Linked DNA regions of Homo sapiens: all the other regions are linked to region 1. A link is an interaction called in ENCODE POLR2A ChIA-PET data of the cell type or tissue named here. Cell type or tissue: MCF 10A. All regions are shown on one strand.

Region 1 (2,500 bases):
ATTTCAAGACTGGTGTGAAAGTGTCATCTAGCCTTAGTCATTTACAATATGTTATTGCAAGCCCAGTGAAAACAACAACAACTAAATTTCACCCTAAAGCATGTTCCTGTGCCTGCAGATTAACCATATGGAATTCAAGAAGTAATTTAGAGCTGCCTCGTTTCAGAGGTGATGAGGATGATTTGTGTACGTCAGCGCCCATGCAAGAGTTCAGTACAGCTCTTGGACAAGTTTTCCCAACTTGTTTTGTTTTGCAACCTGGGACCTTGTTATTCCTTTGTTGGCTTAGTTCTGTTTTCACTGGATTTTGAAAGTGGCTGTTGTTTGGCAGCTTTTCACCTTCTGCTCATTGTGAAAGCCAACTTCAGACGCTGAGGTGCCCTCTAAGAAGACTTCCCTGTCAGGTTCACGGAGAAATTGATCACAGGGTGAGCCCCATCAACTCGTCATTTTCTCCCTGTGGTCTGGATTTTGACAGAAACCTTTGACTTTCTCCTGATGCATTTCTACCTTATTGACTCAGGGGAAAAGTACAGAACATATGAGTATTCCGAATGTTTCCAGAGCGATTATGCTCGCTGGCGAGTGATCCCTTCATGTTGCCACCACATGGAACGCCACCTGTTCCCCCGCCACGGCCTCTTTGGGGAAAACCAGGAAGGGGATGCAGACACGATGGACATTTCAACACAGCGAACTCAATTTCAAGAGAAAAGGGCCAAGGACCTTCCGCCCCTCCACGTTTGCCTCTTTATGTTTTTGATCCGTATTGGAGACCATCTGGCCACGTTTCTGTTCTCTGCTGCTTGTGGGTTGGTTGGCGTTGACTCTGGTCAGAAGGAGAACAGAAAAATCCTCAGGGAAAGTACAGGATGTGACAGAAAACTGAGCTGGTGAATCAGGGGTGGGCTGGTCCCCATTGTGTCAAAGTGCAAGAGTTCTAGAAGGTTGTGGGCAGGAAATGGCATTGCTGAGTCAGTGGGGAGGACTTTGCTCCATGACTCATCCCCCCACGACAGACACACCTTGGGGCACAGACACAGAGGAAACCAAGAAAAGCTTATAGCGGGGTTAATGGGAAAGCTTACTGAGTATTATTGAGTGGGAAACTCTCCCAAACCCCAGGGCATTTAAGGGAAAAAGATATCTAGAGATGCAGCCTTACGTGGGTTCCCTAGAAGTAGACCCTGAGACAAGGTTGCGTGTGAAAGGAAGTTACCAGGAAAGTTATCTGCAAAGACAGGTGGAAGAGGAACTGAGAGGAAAAAAGGCAGGAAGCCAAGCCAAGGTGAGGCTTCAAGCAAAGTCAGCTGAAGATGCCTTTGGCTCAGCCTCTAGGGAGGAAGTCACATCCCAGAGCCAGCCAATCAGAGCCAACAGTTGCAGTATTTGTACCCACAAGATCCCCCTGGGGGCTGTAAACTCCCAGGCACTGCTGGCTTTGCGTACTCTCAGGCAGAGTGCCTTCTGAGGGCAGCACCGGACAAAACGCCCCAGCACTGGCCGCCAGGCAGCTGGTGTCCAAACCGGGTCAGGCAAGAGGGCACAGGGGGGTGTTCGGGGCCAGCTCCCTCTGGGGTGTGAGCATTGCTTCCCAGCTACATGTGTGGAGACAACCATTAATTTAGTTTGATGTCAGCCATGTGGGAGTATTTACACCATGGAAATTGGCAAGTGCCATAATTCGGGGTTTTCTTTTTGAGAGCTCATTGTTAAACATTTACCAGCATGGCTGGAACACTGACAATGTTTGGTACAGACTCATGCAACTGACATTTCCTGAGCATTTCCTAGGTGCCAGGCACTGTTCTAAGCATTTTTATACATGTTAGCTCATTCGATCCTCACCATGACCCAAAAGAAAGAGTACTGTTTATCATCTCCATTTACAGATGAGGAGACCAAGGCACAGAGAGGCTAATGATTTAAAGAGACAGAACTGCCGCCAAGGCTGTCTAGCCCCAGAGTCTGTGCATGCTTTTTTTTTTTTTTGAGACAGAGTCTCGCTCTGTCACCAGGCTGGAGTGCCATGGCGCGACCTCGGCTCACTGCAACCTCTGCCTCCTGGGTTCAAGTGATTCTTCTGCCTCAGCCTCCCGAGTAGCTGGGACTGCAGGCACGTGCCACCAGGCCTGGCTAATTTTTGTATTTTTAGTAGAGACAGGGTTTCACCATATTGGCCAGGCTGGTCTCAAACTCCTGACCTTGTGATCCGCCCACCTTGGCCTCCCAAATTGCTGGGATTACAGGATGCATGCTTTAACAAGAGGAAAGTAAATGTGTACAGGTCATTCATTGCAGCACAACTTATAATTACCAAGTATTGGAAAGCACCAAAATGCCCACAACTAGGATATCCAATGGGATATCCTATGGTACCTCCATACAGTGGAGTACTATGCAGCTGTCAAAAACAGTGAGGCAGTGTGTTATGAACTGCAGTGGAGTGATAGCCAAGGTAAAATGAGTAAAATGACAAGGAAAAAAAGACATAAGCACA
Region 2 (2,500 bases), 74 kb before region 1:
AGCACACAATCTTTGCCCTATATCATATCATTTAATCATTTCAACAACTCCAGGAGGTTGGCTAGAGTCTCTCCATTAGACAGATAAGAAACTGAGGCTGGGGTGTGGGACTTCATGAGTAGCACACAGGAAGAGGCTGAGTCAAAAATTGAGGTCAATTTCTTCTAGAACCCTTGCTGTCCTTCACACCATCTTCTACGCTGCCCATACTAGAGTTTCACAAATGTTAAAACACATTTCAGTGCCGTGTAAAGGAAGTGCATGCCTTTAGGAATATCCATAGAGGAAGAGGGTGGCTTACATTTTTCCATGATGAAGAACATGCCTTGTACCTAGTGGTCTTTGTAATCAGCATAGTTTATCATTTCTCATCTAACAAATAGTGATTGCCATTAACTGCCAGGCTGTGATATGCCTTAGGAATATGTCAATGAACCAGACCCAGGTCCTGACCTTCAAGGGCTCATATTCTGGTGGGAAAAACTAGAGAAGCAAATTGACATGCGCCAGCCATCTAAGGCAATTTGGACATTTATGGTTACTCAAAATCTTTTAAACACTCTTCAGTTTCTGATAGGTTCACGTACTTCAAATCCTACCTTCCCAACATAAAACAGGAAGAAAGCCCTGCTTGTCTCTGTGTGCTAGCCATCTGGAGTCAACCACCGAGACATGCAGGGGCGAACCCTGGATTTCTCAGGGAGGCAGGTGAGCAAAGGAGAGGGCATGGTGTGCTGGCTTTGCTGCTGTGGACCATGGAGGTGGTTCTGGAGCCAACAGCTGTGGCAGCCCCTTTCTGTGTGATTTGAAGGCTTCTGATCCTAGAAGAGGCAGCAGTTTCCTTGGTGCTCATTTCTGCAGTATAGTGCAGGGAGTCGCCCCTGGAAGCTCAGCCTCAAATCTGTTTTGTAAGTTTTGCAAATATTCTATAAGTGTGCATCCCTTAATATAAACACTTTCTGTGTAAATGAAGGAGAGTTTGAAGTAAAACTAAGGCCGATAAGAATGATAAGATATATGAGGGGCTAATAGTAATTTTAATATTTTCTGATTACTTGGCCTCCACTTGGATTGTCGTAAGCACTTCACATGTACACAGTATTAACTCATTTACTTTTCCCTTTCAGTTAAGAACTATTGTTTTCCCTTATTTACAGATGGATGAGGTAACAGAGGTTTAAAGAGCTTAGTCATTTGCCCAAGTTCACGTAGCTAGTAAGTGGCAGGCTGGAGTCTGGATTCAGACTCACTGGCTTTGGAGCAATGCCTTTAACCACTGTACTCCGCACCTCCCATTGTTTGAAGCAGCCTTCTATGGCATGAGGGCTCCTTGCCCCTAAGCTTAGGAGCCAAAGAAGTAGAGCAACAAACTCATCCCAGTTTGCCGGGGACTTTCCCAAGTTATTATTGAAAGCCTGGGTCCCAGGAAACCCTTTTGTCCTGGGTAAGCTGGGATGGTTACTCACCCTATGGAGAATTACTCCATAGTCACACTATGGAGAAGGGTTTCTAACCCAATCCTAAAGGATTAGTAGAAGCCACTTGTACATTTATTTCCTCCAGGAGGAGCTGAGCAGGGACTGGAGCTTCTTCCTCTTTTTATCCCCAGCACATGACCAGGGCATGTTCTCTGCCAGGTGCTCAATGTATAGTTGTTGAGTGAGGAGATGAAGCAAAACTTGTATTGAACATCGCTACACCCAAGATGTGAAAAACAATGTAGTTTATTCTTACTGAATGATGACCAGATGCCAGGAACCCAAATGAGTATGGAGGATACATCTGTGAATGACACACAGGCCTTTGCCCACATAGGGCTTTCAGTAGGGAAGACAGTCAATAATGGGATGATGATGGTGATGATGAGGATGCTGATGCCGAAGATGATGATGATGATGATGGTGATGAGGATAGGGATGATAATGACGGTGATGAGATGATGGTAATGGTGATGCTGCCGAAGGTGATGATGGTGATGATAATGATAATAGTGATGATGATGATAGGTGATGATGAAGCTGATGATGATGATAGAGGATGATAATGGTGGTGATAATAATGGTGATGGTGGTGATGATAATGATGATGATGGTGGTGGTGATGATAATGATGGTGATGAGAGGGTGGTGATGGTGATGGTGGTGATGACGATGGTCATGTGTCAAGCTCTGTGCTGAGGTCTTTATATGCATGTTCTCTTTAATTTTCAAGCAAACCTAGAGGGTGAGTACTATTGTGTCTACTTTACTAGTGGTGTTCTACTGATAGTTTCTCCAGGTGGAAAAGCCAGTCCTTGGCAAAGTATCATACCGGGTAGGTGCACCTATCTTTAAAGTTCTTAGCCACTTTTCGGTATCATCTAACCGGGCATGAAAGTATTAGGAATACACGGCCAGTGCTTGCGGGCTCACCTCATAAAGTGAAAGAGACAGGCAAGGAAACACCCTCTTAGCAAACAGCATCCTACACAGAAGTCCTTGGTCTGCATGGCACATCACAA
Region 3 (2,500 bases), 54 kb after region 1:
TGGTACTTGAGTTATATCTCGATAAAGCTTCTTTTAAAAGTAGATTTTAAAAAGTATTTCATTATTTTTAGACACTTTCCCCAAACACGTATTACCAACACTGGGAGAGACGTAGAGAAACAGACTGTTTTCAAACCATTTTTGAGTTATTTGAGTTTCAGGTGTGTTTTGTGGTTTTCCTCATTGGCAAAAGTTTACTGTGAGTGAATCGAAGCTTCTTGTCGTGTCGAGGGGACCATACTGAGCCTTGGAGGCAACTAAGCAAAAAGAAGGAAGATGGCTCAAAATAAGGGCCTAAGTTATTCCCTGAGTGCATTCAAAGGAGAAAGATACTAAGGGAGGTCGAGCTAAGCCAGGAGGGCTTCATGGAGGAGGGAACTGAGCTGGAACCTCCAGATTTAATAAAAGTAACAAAAAGTTCTAAGAAATAATAGCAGCGGCCCTCCTTCACCAGGCACTGGCCCTTCCCCAGGCCCCCTGCCTCCTGCACTTCACAGTTCTCCGGGAGACACAAGTGCCATTTGAGGAGGGGGATGTCGCCGCCTGCCTTGCCTGGGCGATCCCCTGCCAGAAGCCAGAGAGCAGGGGCCACTGAGAGCCCACGTGGGCAGCTCCCAGGGTACTGAGGAAGAAGAGAGGCAGTGATGAGGAGATCCAAGCCTGAGACATCCAGCACCTCATGGGGGACTTAGGGTGGGCTGGAGAATAACAGGCGCAAAGGCGTGGGAGGGACAGAGGGGTTTCATCAAAGACAGCAGGCCCTGGCCTGAGAGGTGGGGCTGACTGAGGATGGCCACGAGGTACCCAGCTGTCCTAAGCTCGTGAATGATAGAGGGGTAGGTGGTGTCACCTTTCTCATTAGAATGTGCTGGGCTGTTGTGTAAGTTCTCTTCATTCACTCACTCTAGGTCCTCACTACCCAAGGCGTGGTCCTCAGACATCACCCGGGAGCTGGTTATAAATGGAGAGTCTCAGGCCCCGCCCTGGAGGCCCTGGTTCAGAACCTGCGTTTCAGCAAGAGCTCGAGTGATTCAGGCAGGTCACTGCACTGCTGTAAGTCACCCCCCTGGTTTGGGGATGTGGGAGTGGCTGCTGGCCAGGAACAATCAGTTTCAGGTTTAAACGTGGGATTTTCCACCCTTGCGGCAGGGTAACATTGTATCAAGAACAGGAAATACTGGCTGCTTCTCGCCTTCCTTCGTCCCAGGACGAATGCCCCTCATCAATTGCTGCCTGCTTCCCTGCAGACCCCGGGGATGGCCCCATTATGCCTCTCAACACAAGATGCCTGTGCCTACATTGTGTCCATTTGAGCTGGCAGATGTATATATAAGATTGCTCACTTATAACTTTTGGCAGAAATATAAAACTCAGGGATTATCAGAAAACAAATCCTATAACTGTCTTACATACAATCACTTATACCCATGCAATGCCACGGCCAGTAAGGAAAGAGGGAACTCAGCGTGGAGGTCAGGGCACAGGGAAATGACACGACACCTTTGAAGGGTAAGCCCCGAAAGGTCAGTCTGTGTGCTGGGGGTCCCGTGGACACATCTGTCCCTGGGCATCCCTCCAAAGATGAAGGCTGAATATGTCCCTTGAGTTTGGCGTCGAAGGATGGGCCCAAGAGGCCAGAGGACACGCAGCACAGGGAGACAGAAAGTCCTTCCAGACAGAGAACAAAGCCACCAGCTCTTGTGCAGAAAGGTGAACTGCGACCTCAGTAGGCGGTGCTCATCTGTCACAGGTGTTTGTTTGAGTTTGACAATGTGGGGAAAACAGTAGTTCTGTTCTTTCTTTGGTTCCCAAGCATATCTGAACAATTATTCTTATTTTTTAAGCATGTAAGAGCTAAGTTTCACACAGAAATGACAATACCGATAAAGCCATGTGACTTTGACGATTGTGGAAATGGGTCAGTGGGTGAATTTAAGTTCTTCTTCCTTATTTAAAACACTACACTTGAGTTGGATGCTTCAGTCCCCTAGTGTACTTTGTTGAGAGAGGCAAAGATCCAGTTCTGAATCTGTGCTCGGATGGCTCTGGGCAAATTGGAGGACGCGATTGAAAGATGCAGTTGTTCCAATTCATGGTGGCTCGATTGAACAATGACGGACCTGGACCTGGACCGTGCAGGTACCTACAGGCCCTGTGAGTGGGCCTTGGGAAAATGGAACAAAGCAATCGCATGCTGCCTCTGATCGGATTGCTCTCAGTGCCAAGTGCAGTATAGACAGAAGCTAGCAGTGGGTGCAGGGCAGCGTGGCGTGCTGGGAAGGAGCTACCATGCCGTCTTGAGATGTTGCTGGCAGATCCTCAGTAGCTTCAGACCCTGCTGGCTTGAGATGATGCCTGCAAAGCCTCAGTACCTTCAGACCCTGGCACTGACACACCGGAGAGTCACTGGGTGGGGGGCGGGCTCTGCGGCTCCCCATGGTTCGGGTTTTCCTGGCTCAAATGGAGATCACGGTTGTGTTTCAGGTAGGGCCTGGCACTG
Region 4 (2,500 bases), 86 kb after region 1:
GTGTGCTTTCGGGGACTTCCCAAGGAGGGATAACTAGGGTGTGCTTTGGGGGACTTCCCAAGGGGGCCTGAAACAAAGGAACAGATACAAAGCCTGTGGGACCTGTGCAGCCCTAAGCTGGAAGATTTCCAGCCAAGTAACAGCAGTTAGGGGAGAAAGATCTTTAATATATTCCAATCAGACCAAGTCAAAGTGAGCTCAAAGTCACTTCTTGATAAACGTCTGAAAAGACAAAAGTCTGTCTTTAGTCCTGTATCTTCCTCTGTTTAAACTTTTCTTTTTATTTATTTATTTATTTATTTATTTATTTATTTATTTATTTATTTTTTAGATGGAGTCTTGCTTTGTCACCCAGGCATAAGATACGCAGTGGCATAATCTCAGCTCACAGCAACCTCTACCTCCCGGGTTCAAGCAATTCTCCTGCCTCAGCCTCCTGAGTAGCTGGGACTACAGGTGTGCACCACCACACCCAGCTAATTTTTGTTTTGTTTTGTTTTGTTTTGTTTTGTTGTATTTTTAGTAGAGACAGGGTTTCGCCATGTTGGCCAGGCTGGTTTCAAACTGCTGACCTCAAGTGATCTGCCCACCTCAGCCTCCCAAAGTGCTGAGATTACAGGCGTGAGCCACTGTGCTGTGCCTGGCCTTCTCCTTTATTTTAAAGCAACTCCTTTCCCCTACATCCTTGGCCCTCCCCACCATCCACCCATCTGTGATCTTGTGGACCCTCAGCTCCTCTGCCCTACCAAAACTTATTCAAAGGAAAAAGCAGGAAAAAGAAAAAAAGATGTCAGTCATTTACATGTTAGTATAAATAAGCTGTGGAAGGATTCCTTTTCTGGGCTGAGCTTGGCCTTTTGGTGCCAGTTGCTTCAGGGCTTGACCCAGCAGGTGAGCTGTAGCTGAGCCCGTCTATAGCTGTGGTGGCTCCTGCCTGGGGTAGATGTAGACACTTTTCCAGTTGCAAACTCATCAAAGATGTTTGTGCACACATGTGTGCATGCACATTGGGTCCGCGCATGTGTGCCTGAAACACTGCCCGGGTTGCCCTCCAGAAAGGAAACAAGTGTGCATTCACACATTGGAACAAGCCAGCCATGTCTCTCCGTAGCAAGAGAGGAAGCGGGGACTCCAGCATTTTTTTTAAATGGTAGTGGGCACTGACTCAAAGACGCCTGTTAAGAAAAACTCCATGTTCCTCTCTCTGCTGACTCATTTGGTAAGAATTACAAACCCAGATGCCAACATGTGGCCAACCACATGAGCCTGCACTGAGGAATAAAAGACAGGATCATTTGAGTTCTATGTGAACAAACAACAGAGATTCAGTTACATTTTCTCTCCATCTTTTTTTTTTTTCAATGTCAGGAATTTCAGCAGTTCCACATTAGGCATTCTGTGGGACCCCCTTGTGTCAGCAGCTCCAGATTGGAGGGAAGAGGCCACACACTGGCACCTCTTGTGTTATTTCTTAAGGAAGGGAGAGAGTCTTGCTATGTAATGGGGACAGGAAATCTAAAACCCTCAATTATCTGATTTTCCAGCTGAGTCCTCGAAGTAACAACATGGCCAAGGTTGGGAGGAGACTGGCCTGGGAGTCAGAAACCCTGGCTCTCGCCTCACCCTCCACTGCTGCCTTGCACCCTCATTTTCTTATCAGCAAGTGGGAGAGTTGGTGTGGCTCAGGGGAGGCAGTTCCAGGGCACACACCCCCAGCAGAGCCCTCCCCCGGCACCCTCTGTTGGCGGCCACGCATTCCCCCACTGACCTCAGCATCTTCCTCAACCCAGCTCTCTCTGAGCGATTAAGGATTCAGCAGAAACCTCTCTATTCTGTGTGGTGGTCACTGGTGCTGTTTGCCAACCATTTCCTGCCACGCCCATCCATCAGTCCCCATTGGGGCTGGGTGGGCACCTGACTAATTCAGCCAATGAAGGATGAGCCAGTGAAGAATGGGCTAGGGCGTTTAATTGCTGAATGGCGGCCTCCAAACCCCCTTTTGGGGGTCAGGGGAGCAACTGAAGTGGCCAAGACGGCCACCACTGCATGGGCCATGTCCTTGGGGGCTTCTGTGAATAGCAGCCCCTGCCTTCTGTGACGGGCCTGCAGCGTGAACAGGGAATGGCCTTTTCTCTCTTTAAACATAAACCTGGAGGTCAAGGTTGTTTGTGACCTGGGCGAGGCGCAACCTCTCCTCGATGATCCATCCCCTACAGCCCCATGCTCTGCAGCGTTTCAGGTCTGGGTCTGGTCACTGGACCATTCTGCCCGACTCCAAGCATCCCTCGGAGTTCATCACATCCTCACACCCAACCGGAGAGTTCATTGAAGGGACTCCCACGGAGTCAGCTCTCAGATCTGTGAACTGATCCTTTAGGCTCAAGTTTTTCAAGCATCGAGAGGCACCAAAGCCAGTGTTGGAAGCCGGAGCCCACAACTTCCAGGGCAGAACGCAGCGTGTTCAGGGGCCTCAAGTCACTCACGGATCTTAGCAAATAGC

What was found. Peaks named below come from ENCODE experiments on the same cell type or tissue, not always from the same donor. Only the 100,000 strongest peaks of a DNase experiment are listed, where the experiment ranks them.
Region 2: POLR2A ChIA-PET joins it to region 1 with 13 read pairs; 4 of 35 experiments call an interaction of 5 or more read pairs at or near these places.
Region 3: POLR2A ChIA-PET joins it to region 1 with 19 read pairs; 5 of 35 experiments call an interaction of 5 or more read pairs at or near these places.
Region 4: POLR2A ChIA-PET joins it to region 1 with 27 read pairs; 4 of 35 experiments call an interaction of 5 or more read pairs at or near these places.

Annotation. Positions count from the first base shown.
Region 1 is chr16:86,663,732-86,666,231 of GRCh38, forward strand. No RefSeq gene overlaps it. Among named protein-coding and RNA genes, the nearest start is that of LINC02189, 57 kb to the right of the region's middle. RefSeq lists enhancers at 172-1,371, 1,148-1,277 and a silencer at 1,378-1,427. In MCF 10A, no CTCF peak of the experiment used is centred here; DNase peaks (open chromatin) are centred at 340, 950, 1,510 and 1,640.
Region 2 is chr16:86,589,490-86,591,989 of GRCh38, forward strand. No RefSeq gene overlaps it. Among named protein-coding and RNA genes, the nearest start is that of FOXL1, 12 kb to the left of the region's middle. In MCF 10A, no CTCF peak of the experiment used is centred here; a DNase peak (open chromatin) is centred at 1,242.
Region 3 is chr16:86,717,352-86,719,851 of GRCh38, forward strand. No RefSeq gene overlaps it. Among named protein-coding and RNA genes, the nearest start is that of LINC02189, 3.4 kb to the right of the region's middle. In MCF 10A, no CTCF peak of the experiment used is centred here; a DNase peak (open chromatin) is centred at 1,010.
Region 4 is chr16:86,750,050-86,752,549 of GRCh38, forward strand. No RefSeq gene overlaps it. Among named protein-coding and RNA genes, the nearest start is that of LINC02188, 29 kb to the left of the region's middle. RefSeq lists a silencer at 1,054-1,348. In MCF 10A, no CTCF peak of the experiment used is centred here; a DNase peak (open chromatin) is centred at 1,222.